2 separate regions of the Homo sapiens genome follow, and region 1 is linked to region 2. The links are chromatin loops, found by intact Hi-C in ENCODE. Cell type or tissue: PC-9. All regions are shown on one strand. Links, peaks and the distances in the headings refer to the core of each region. The heading gives the core; the rest is flanking DNA.

The links. Peaks named below come from ENCODE experiments on the same cell type or tissue, not always from the same donor. Only the 100,000 strongest peaks of a DNase experiment are listed, where the experiment ranks them.
Region 1: a loop joins it to region 2, with 2.8 times the contacts of the local background. A loop is called at or near these places in 5 of 110 quality-filtered maps.

What each region holds. Positions count from the first base shown.
Region 1 is chr10:126,252,592-126,257,978 of GRCh38, forward strand. The region is part of intron 3 of ADAM12 (ADAM metallopeptidase domain 12); the gene reads right to left. Among named protein-coding and RNA genes, the nearest start is that of ADAM12, 130 kb to the right of the region's middle. In PC-9, for the core only: no CTCF peak of the experiment used is centred there; no DNase peak of the experiment used is centred there.
Region 2 is chr10:126,374,439-126,379,825 of GRCh38, forward strand. The region is part of intron 1 of ADAM12 (ADAM metallopeptidase domain 12); the gene reads right to left. Among named protein-coding and RNA genes, the nearest start is that of ADAM12, 11 kb to the right of the region's middle. In PC-9, for the core only: no CTCF peak of the experiment used is centred there; DNase peaks (open chromatin) are centred at 1,713 and 2,713; H3K27ac peaks cover 1,025 bases.

The DNA of each region.
Region 1 (5,387 bases), core at 329-5,328, 120 kb before region 2:
TGGGCAAATTCACTTTTCCTCTATTTTTGTTCTATCCAGGCCCTCAACTGACTGGATGGTGCCCACCCACATTGGGTTACGGGGGATCTTTCTTACTCAGTTCACCAATTCAAATGCTGATCTCTTCCAGAAACACCCTCCTCATGGATACATCCATACATAATGCTTTACCCGCTTTCTCGGTGTCTGTTAACCCAGTCAAGTTGACACCTAAATTAACCACCACAGTCACACAGCTATGAAGTGGTAGAACAGGGACACTGAGCAGGTTGCCTGGGTGCAGAGCTGATGCCTTAGCCCTGGCATACTGCCTCCTGCTCCTTGTAGAAAGGGACAAAGGTGGCACTTGCAACTTCATGGTCTTCTTTGGAATTTCTCTGGATGATTTTTCAACCATGCTCTGATATGTGCTCTCGAAACCCTGAAGTGACGTTCTATTATAGCTACTGTCACATAACAGGACATACCTGTTTAGGACTGTGGTTCACATTCCTGATGCCATTCCAGAAGGACTGTGCCAAAATATGCTTAGCACTCACTGATTTGAAGTATTCTTCCAAACCCACCCTTCCCTGAACCTCTCCCTGCAGGGTCCAGCACAGGAAATGGTTTCTGACCACTCTTGACATTTACTGCAATTTTTTTTTTTAAGACCGAAAGCGTGAGCATGCATATATTACACTTTCAAGTCACCATGATGCATTTCTCCAGCATTAGCTTGTGCTTTTACAACTGGTCTTCATCAAAGGTTTTTCATCTGCTCGCCAATGTGGCATGTGTCCTAATGACTCATGATGAGGAGTCGTTCCTTTTAGCATGATTTATGCTCGCTTATCATTCTCTTGTTCTCCAGAGGGGAAAGCTGCTCTACTGAATGAGCTCAGCCCACATAGAAATAGCCACTAAGCAGCTGTCTCTTCATGTTAAGAAAACTAGCTAATGGCAGTGTCCACGAATCATCCCACTTGAAGATTAGAACAAGACATCTGCTTCTCGTGTGGCAGAGCTTGGGCTAAGAGGGGGAACACCCACCCCCCAGAGAAAACCCTGCTCCTCTGACAGCTCCTGGACTCACTTTGCTTGAGCAGATCTTTGTGGGTTGGGTGGGGGGAGGGCTTCTGCTCTCCTCCTCATACTGTCCCACTCTTCCTCCCAGAGGGCTTGTAGGGACCAGGGCAGAGCCTGGGATAAGCAGGGAATGAGATGCGGTTCTTGCCTGGCCTGAGCTGGCACAGGCTCCATGAGAGAAGCCTCAAGGATGAGTGAGGTGAGCCCTAAGCCCTCCCCGTTTCTCTTCACTGGCAGGCCTGCCATGCCCCATCCTGTACCTGGAGTTGAGCAATTACAGCACAGGATGCTGAAGGCCAGACTTCCAGGGCGCTATGTCTCTGCCGGCTCACCCAGCCCAGTGCTATCTTCAGTCAGAGCCATTCAGTGGCCATCCTCCAAGGTCCTATGGCCCCTCTGCTACCCTTCCCCAGTCCCCTCCTGGGCAGCACTGTCCATCTTCCCAGCTCATCCCTTCCTTTCCCTTGGGAGGCTCCGGAGGTGTGTTCAGCTCTCAGCCATTAGAACAGGTTTGTAGCTTGGGGTCTGCAGGCAGCCTCCCTGGGTCTGCAGCCAGCTCTGGCACCTATCAGCTGCGTGACCTGGTGGGAGTCATTTGATAGGGCTGTGCCTCAGTTTCCTTGGCTGGAAGACAAGGACAGTAATGGCACATACCTTATAGGGTTGATGTGAGGAATAAACAAGATAATGCAGGTGAAAATGCCAAGCGCAAGTCATGTGCTCCCTCTGTGTCAGCTGTCGGCATTGTCACTGGCTCCAGGAAGAACCTGCGGTCTGGTCAGCTTCACCCCAGCAAGAGCAACTGACAACACTTCCTTCTCAGGATGCAGTCTTGGCCTCTTCCCCTGCGGATGCTCTCCTCATCTCCTCTTGCCTTGCTCACAGAGTCCACCTGCACAGGTGTGTTACTCAGCGTCAATTCCACACCCGGTCCAGGCGGGAGGCCCTTTCCTTGGCCCTCCTGAACTGCTGTTCTTCCTTCCTTCCTTCCCTAGGATCCAGAGCATCCATGGAGCCACCACCGTAGTGAGGACAAAGGCCACTGACCGCTCTGCTCACATGCTCCCAGGCCTCCTCTGAACTGTGCAACAGTCGCCATCGCTGGGGAGGCCCCTCTGTTTTGCAGGGGTTTCTTCACCTGTTCAGAAATTGCTTCAAGACAATAGGACTTAAGAGTGTACTGACAGCCTGGAACTGTCATTAGAACCATTAAAACGTCATCTCTCTTGACATAAACCATAATTAAGACAATTAGGGCACCATCTCTCTTCCCTGACATCAGTCCCCCTTTACAAACCACAGAAGTCTCATGTTCTGGCCATAGTTCGCCCCGGTCACCAGCCCCCGGTGGCATTTGGACAGGGGCCACCCTCGGAGCACGGCTTTCCTGCACCCGAAGTGGGGTCAGCTTGGACAGCTTTGGGGCATTCCTGTCGTGAGCCCATCTGCTGACTTGTCCTGCAATGCCACCCTCTGTGGGTTCCACACTAGCAGTCCCAGCTCCCAGTGGTGTCGCCGGCCAGCTGGCACTCAGGCTGATGTCAGGTGGTGATAAGTACAGGTTTCTTCCTGTCTTCCTTTTGCTACACTCAATGAAAGTTTGTGAGGCCTGAGAACTGAACAGACTCAGGTTTTGACTTACTTTGGGAAGTAAGAAACTGCTCCTTTTGTACCTCAAAAAGAAGCCTCAGGTGTGTGGCAATCTCAGATGGTGTCCCGAGTCCAGCTCTCGTTCGCATTCAGTCCCAGCTTCCTCCCCACGGCTCCACCTCACACACTCACCCTTAGAACGCAGCCCCTTCATGGCAGGAGGACTAGGAGGGTCCAATAAGGCAGTTTAAACATTGATGATGTCATCATGGCCATACTATTAAATTTTGTAAAAAGCAAACAGCAAAGGTTTCCAGGAAAACTGATTTTTAAATCCTAGCATTAAACAAAATAGTACAACCTCGCTTTATACTAATATCAAAACACACTTCCTCCTGCCCACGGAGGGTCCCTCCTGATGGGGACTTCGTCTTACCTTTCTTTGAATCCCCAACAAAGCACCTGGCTCCATGAGGGTTGTCTCCAGGACAACTGAATGATACTCTGAAGGGGGGATGGCAAAGCTAACTGGCCCCATTGCAGCTAGTCTCAGAGATGTCTGCACAGAGGCAGCAGACAGCCGAGGCACACGCCTGGTCATTATGGTGTTATCCTTCCCTCGCCTCTACCGGAGCCAGATCCAGCTAGTGCAGGCTGTCCAAGGGCCTTCGGCATCAGGAACGGTGCAGGGAAGGAGGTGGGTGCCCATGGGCATCTCGTCAGGGCACTTACCACCCAGCCAAAGGAATATCTTCACTCGCCCACCACGGCTGGTAGTTAGGACCAGCCAAGTCTGCCACGGTGGTGCTCAACCCTGTTGCTTCTGCAGATCACCTGGGACACTTAAGAAAAATACTTATGTCCAGGTAAAAGTAAATCAAATCACCCCCCTACCTGGCAACTTTGGTTTTTGCTCCAGGTGATTCTAATGTCCAAGCAGAACGAAAGCCATTGGTCTAAGATCTACCAATCACATTGTATGAATGAACGCTTAGTTTGTGAATGAATGGGTAAACATGAATGCAGAGTCCTATGGCTCTGTAACAGTAGAAGGCCAATGTATTAGGAAACAACTCTGGGTTTATGACCTGGACCCTTTGTTTTAGTTTCTAACTCTACCAACAACTACGGGATCTTGGGCAAGTGTCTAAACCTCCCTGCTCTTCCAGTCTCCATCTGTAAAATGGGTGACGTGGCCACAGTGATCTCTGAGGTCCCTTCATTCCCTCTGCATTGATAGAGGTTCTACTACCTTGAGCCGTCGCTGTGTGTCAGACTCTGGTCTGGGAGGTGGGGATTCAGCCCTGGGGCCTTCAGGAGCTTACCTTCCAGCAGACATCCTCACTTCCATCTACTTCCACTTAGAAAGTCTACAAATCCAGGAGTCTACTTCATTTATCTGGACAATAGCCCAGTGCAGAGAAGCAGAGACTATACCAACTAAAAAGCAGAGGAACTGGAGAAAATTTTCCCTGAATCACTCTGGAGGGCTTCAAAAGAATGGAGACAGATGAGATAGGAGCCCTAGAGGATGGGGAGATAGTAGGTTTATCCAGAAATCTCTTTTATATTAACACCAACATTGCAAAGGCTGGTTCTTTAAGTACTATATTGCATATATATTCCTAAGAAATACTGTTCCTGCACCTTTGGATGGGAATAATAATAATAATGATGATGATGATGATGATGATGGAGGGACTTCTGTGGTTTTGCAGCTTTTCATATTTTGCAGAGCATTTGACCATCCACTCTTAGCAGTAGCCCACCCACTGGCCACCTGGGGGCTCCCCAGTCCACTTCTGCATCCTGCATAAGGCCTGCAGTGCCCACTCTCAGCCCCTTCCTCCCTGAACACTGACACCACCTGTATGTGTACTGCCAGCCTGGATTCCCTTTCACTTGACAGCAACCACCTAACCCTACATGTGCTCTGCAAAACACAATGACACACACAGTTACCCTCCAAAGACAGTACCGGGAAGGAATGATGTCAGGCAGTGATGTCCTAAAGCCCAGACACCAGGTATGCCCAATCCTCACCAAAACACCTAAGTAGCCCTGGAACGTGCACATGGTCTTCTGTTCTGCGATCAAAATGTTCCATTTGTATTGAGATGGCCTCTTCGCTGCTGAGAGAATGCAGGAATTGCACTGAGTTTAGCAAAGGAACTCGATCTGACTCAATACAACTTAGAACAAAGAGGAACTTCTCAAGCATGTGATAATCTATTCTTTTCACCAACTTTCTCAGGTGCACGAAAGTGGTCATGCATTTCTACGCTGTATTTAAAAGAAAAACATTTTATTGACTCTTTAAATAAAACTCTATCCACAACTATAAAGGAAAATGGGGAAATATGACCTGTCACACAATCGCATAAAAATTTACATCGCAGATAAAATACTACAATCGCTTCATGAAATAACTTGCATCCATCAACCGTGGAGATGGGCAAGGAAATATAACCATCCTCATTTTATAGAGGTAAGAACAAAGATAAAGATAAGAATATATAAAAGCAGAGGTTAGAATTATAAAACCAGTCAGCCTTGCCAAGGGCTCAGGAAAGGCTCAGCAGCGCAAATGACTCCAGGCACTTAGAAGCAGGTGAGTTCCTAACCAGAGGTCATGGATTTCTGGACAACGGTGGTGTCTTTACAGGCACCATGCCTGGAAATAACTAGTAAGATAGGTGCCTACTCTATTTGGCAACCTCAAATAGAAT
Region 2 (5,387 bases), core at 102-5,101:
AGACATGTAAGAATACAAAGAAAAGATAATAAAAGATAATTTTAAAATATTACATTTTAAGAAGATCAGGCAAGTTTGAAAAAGAGCAAAACAAAGCTTCCATACGTGAAAAAGTAAAGATATTGAAAAATGTGAAGTCAATAGACAGTTTAAACAGCATTTAGACACAGCTCAAGAGAGAATTGGTAAACTGAAATTTAGACTTGTAGACATCACCCAGAATATAAAGCAAAGAGTGATAAAGAGATGAAGAGAAGCTAAAAACAGGAGGACTGAATTATAAGGCCCAACTACATATAACAAAAGTTCCAAAGGAAGTGATGAAGCAAAAACGGCAAGGCAGTAATTAAAGAGATGCTTGCTACATTTTTTTAAATAATTGATTGGATTCAAGAAGCACCACAAGGCCAGAAATACACAAATTTAATATAAAACCATATAAAAACACACGAATAAAATACAGAACTACACATACACAAACACACACACTCCACCACCACCACCAAAGAACTACCTTAAAAGTAACCAGAGAAAAAGGCAGGTTTAGTGCAAAGGCACAGTCATTAAATGAAAGACTCCTTAACAACAACAGGAGACGCAAGGATACAACAGGTAATATCTGCTAAAAGAAAAAAATCGCCAACCTCTGGTTTGGTTATCCATACATACCTAGACTAACATTCATGAAAAAGAAAAACATTTTCCAGGCAAACAAATATAGGGAATTTGCTACTCAGAGACCTTCAATGAAGACTACTTCAATAAGAAGCGACTGGATCCAGAAGTGGAAGTGGTTTGCAAGAAGCCATGGTTAAAAAAAAAAAAAGAAAGAAAGAAAGAAAAAGAAAGGAAAGAAAGGAAACTAGTTGCATTGGATAAATCAGCATAAGCCTGGACTGCTCAGCACAGAACAAAGCCTAGTATTTCCCCACTATCTTTTTTGATGAGAGATGGGTTTCAAAATGGCAGAACTAAAATTCTAGACAATAATAAAAAAACAGGAGGCACAATGAAGGGCACTAAACCATGGTTAGCTTGTAATTGTTTGGGAGGAGGCCAAAGTTACTGACTACCTTTGGACTCTGTGTCTGAAATGCAAATGTTAAAAATTTAATGGTACTACTAAAACTGTGGAAACAGAATATGTAACCTCTAAATTAACAGAACTGGGAAAGAGTAGGTATAAATAATCCTACAACAATAGAAGAAAGAAAAGAAAGGTGTAAAGATAGCAAAAGTTAGTTATTTTCATTAAAGTTAAAAAAAAAAAAAACAAGGAGACTAGCAATCACTTCTTCTTCTTCTTTTTTTTTTTTCTTTCTTTTTTGAGACAGGGTCAGGGTCTCACTGTGTCTCCCAGGCTGGAGTGCAGTGCAAGATCACAGCAGCCTCGACCTCCTGGGCTCAAGCAATCCTCCCACCTTAGCCTCCCTGCGTAGCTGGGACTACAGGTGCATGCCACATATATGACTTTTTTTTTTTTGTAGAAATGGGGTGTCCTTATGTTGCTCAGGCTGGTCTCAAATTTCTGGGCTCAAGTAATCCCCCCTCCCCACCCCCCAGCCTCTCAAAGTGCTGAGATTACAGGTATGAGTCACTGGGCCTGGCTAATCCTTTTGTTTATCATTGTAATGGATATGCTACCCAATGAAACAAGAAAAATAAAGGAAGTAGAATGAATAAGGAATGTATAGGAAAAAACAAAACTTACCCTTTCAGGTGATTATTCTCTTAGAATTTCTATGACGTCAATCTACAGACAAACTATTAGAATAAAAATTGAGCAAACACCTACCTATGATTTGAATCATCAGGATTAAAAAAAAATTGAGCAAGATTTCTGAATTCAAAGTCAACCTACAAAAATAAGTAACATTCATATACACTGAAAAGAAAACATCAATTACAACTTTCAATAAGGAAATGACTCCACAGATAAAACAAGAACAGCCATGAACTGGCACTTGTTGAAACTGAGTGATAGAAACACAGGTATTGATTGCAGTCTGTCTACTTCTGTGTATGTTTAAAAATTTCATATTAAAAAGTTAAAATCTTTTAAAAATAGTGATACCATCTAAAGTGACAATAAATCTATTAGGTACTTAGGATATCTAGAAATATATCTTACAAAGATGCACAAGAACATTGAAGAGAATATTATTGAAAACTTATTGAATAGCATTAAAGGGAACAAATAAATAGAGAAATCACCACATTCATGATGGGAAGCCTTGATGTCATGAGGATGTCAATTCTCCCCTAAATTAGCCTACAAGTCCCCATACAGTATTTTGCAGAACTTAGCAAGAAGATTCTGAAGTTCATATGGAAACACTAAAGTTTCAGGGCTAGTCAAGATAACTTTAAAAGGAGAGGAGGGGAGAAGGAAAGGAGACATTAAACTTTATACTTTATTGAATACTTAGCATGGTCTGAGCACTGTTCAAAGCACTGTATATGTATTCTTTCATTTCACCTGCACTACGGCCCTGTGGAGGTAGATATGATCTTTATCACCATTTCATCAAGGGAAAATGGGGAAAGAAAAAGATTACATAGTTTGTTCAAGGTTTGGGGTGAGCAACGATCCCAATTTGCCTGGCACTGAGAGGTTTCCTGTGATGTGTCATCTTCAGTGCTAAACCTAGGAAAGTCTGGGCACACAGGATGGTTAGTTACTTTCTCAACATCACATGTCAGGAGCCAGGTGGCAGAGCTGATCTGCAAACTCCAGCAAGCTGGCTTCAGTGTCTGCCCTCTGCACCACCACATACCAACTCTATTAGTCAGGGTTCTCTAGAGGGACAGAACTAATAGAGAGGTATATAAAGGGGAGTTTATTAAGGAGTATTAACTCACATGATCACAAAGTCCCACAATAGGCTGTCTGCAAGCTGAGGAGCAAGGAAGCCCGTCTGAGTCCCAAAGCTGAAGAGCCCGGAGTCCGATGTTCAAGGGAAAGAAGCATCCAGCACAGGAGAAAAATGTAGGCTGGGAGGCTAAGTCAGTCTAGTCTTTTCACATTTTTTTTTTCTGCCTGCTTTATGTTCTGGCCATGCTGGTAGCTGATTAGATGAAGCCCATCCAGATTAAGGGTGAGTCTGCCTTTCCCGGCCCACTGACTCAAATGTTAATCTCCTTTGGCAACACCCTCACAGATACACCCAGGATCAATACTTTGCATCCTTCAATCCAATCAAGCTTAACCATCACGCCAACCAATCTAAACACTGAAGGCTTATTGTGAAGTACGGGATACTGAGAACAATATGATGCTGGAACGGAGGTAAATAGAACAGTAGGACAAAGAACCCAGAAGCATATCTGTGTGTGCTTGCTGGTTATCAGAAGTGGAAAAGGATTCAACAAATGTTACTAGAGCAATTGGTTTTCCAGATGGGGGGAAACAGACATGGATCTCATACAAGAAATAAAAATTAAATTCCAGTTATTCTAAAAGCGAAAAGCAAAAATTTTAAATTTAGAAGAAATTATCAACATTTATTTCGGAGCTCAGGAAAGAGAGGAGGATTGTTTAAACTAAACTTAAAAAGAAACATGAGTAAATAAAGATAAATAATTCAAAGAAGAAATACGAAGAACATATAAACACATAAGAATCTTAGAGTCTTTAGTAATGAGAAAAATGCCAATTAAAACAATGAAATATTTAACATCCAGCTTGGCAACATTTAAAAAGCCTGAAATTACCAAGTATTAACAACCACATAGGTAACCAGAGCTCTCCAATAAGTAGGCACATAAATTGGTACAACCAATTTGGAAAGCAACTTAACAAAATACGTTACAGTAAAAAATTTGTGTACTCTACAGCTTAGTAATTCACTTGTAATAGGTTCCCTAGAGCTTACACCCATACCTAAGATAGCAAGGATCCTCTCACCATTGCAATATCAAAAAGTTGGGGAAAACATATTTATTATCAACAGAGGAGTACACAAATTATGATTTAGTCATTCAATTAAAAGGAATGAACCAAGCACATATATGAATAAGTCTAAAATATATATTGATTTTTTAAAAAGTTGCAGAAGGTTGTCATATATAGTAGGGTACCATTTACTTAACAGTTAAATACATGAAGAGTATCAGATATTGATTAGGGGTATGTGTGTGTGTACACACACACGAACCAACCAACTTCACAGTAGTATAGCCTCTGCAAAAGGAAGACTGAGATAAAATAGTCTGAATGGGTGGGGAGAAAAGGTATGGCTATAAATATATCTTTAACATTTTACATCTTTAAATGTTGAAAGTTCTGAAGTACATATAGTAGAATCTGGCTGGCAAAAATATGGGTGTATAACTTATTCTATGTCCATTTTTCAACTTTAAAATTGTCATATTTTAGAAATGAATGATGGGGCCAGATTTCTTTTTCAATCATCTTTTATATGATATTCTCAAATTATACTGAAATTGGCTGAAATAATGATTTTAGCTTAAAAGTTTTACTTAGTATGCTTAATTTCAGGAATGTACCTTTCCATAGGCGGACAACAGCTGCATTTTGAGGTATAATGTAGACCCTAAATCCTAATGCAGGCTCTGAAGAACACTACCAACAACAACAAAAAACCCAGGATGAAAACAAAACCAAAATAGGAAGGCTTTTACACTGTTGGTGGGAGTGTAAATTAGTTCAACCATTGTGGAAGACAGTGTGGTGATTTCTCAAGGATCTAGAACTAGAAATACCATTTGACCCAGCAATCCCATTACTGGGTATATACCCAAAGGATTATAAATCATTCCACTATAAAGACACATGCACACATATGTTTATTGCAGCACTATTCACAATAACAAATACTTGGAACCAATCCAAATGTCCATCAATAACAGACTGGATAAAGAAAATGTGGCACTTATACACCACGGAATACTATGCAGCCATGAAAAAGGATGAGTTCATGTCCTTTGCAGGGACATGGATGAAGCTGGAAACCATCATTTTCAGCAAACTATCAGAAGAACAGAAAACCAAACACCGCATGTTCTCACCCATAAGTGGGAGTTGAACAATGAGAACACATGGACATAGGGAGGGGAACATCACACACTGGGGCGCCTGTCAGGGGGATGGGGAGCTAGGGGAGGGATAACATTAGGAGAAATACCTAATGTAGATGACGGGTTGATGGGTGCAGCAAACCACCATGGCACCTGTATACCTATGTAACAAAACTGCACGTTCTGCCATGTACCCCAAAACTTAAAGTATATTAAAAAAAGTTGCTCATATATCTAGGCAATCCTTCATGTACTCCCAGTATTTCAATTTTTTTTTTTAAAGCAAGACTAGATTCTCAGATCACATTCAGATTCAAGTGAGCATATCTCTCAAAAGCAATGTCTCC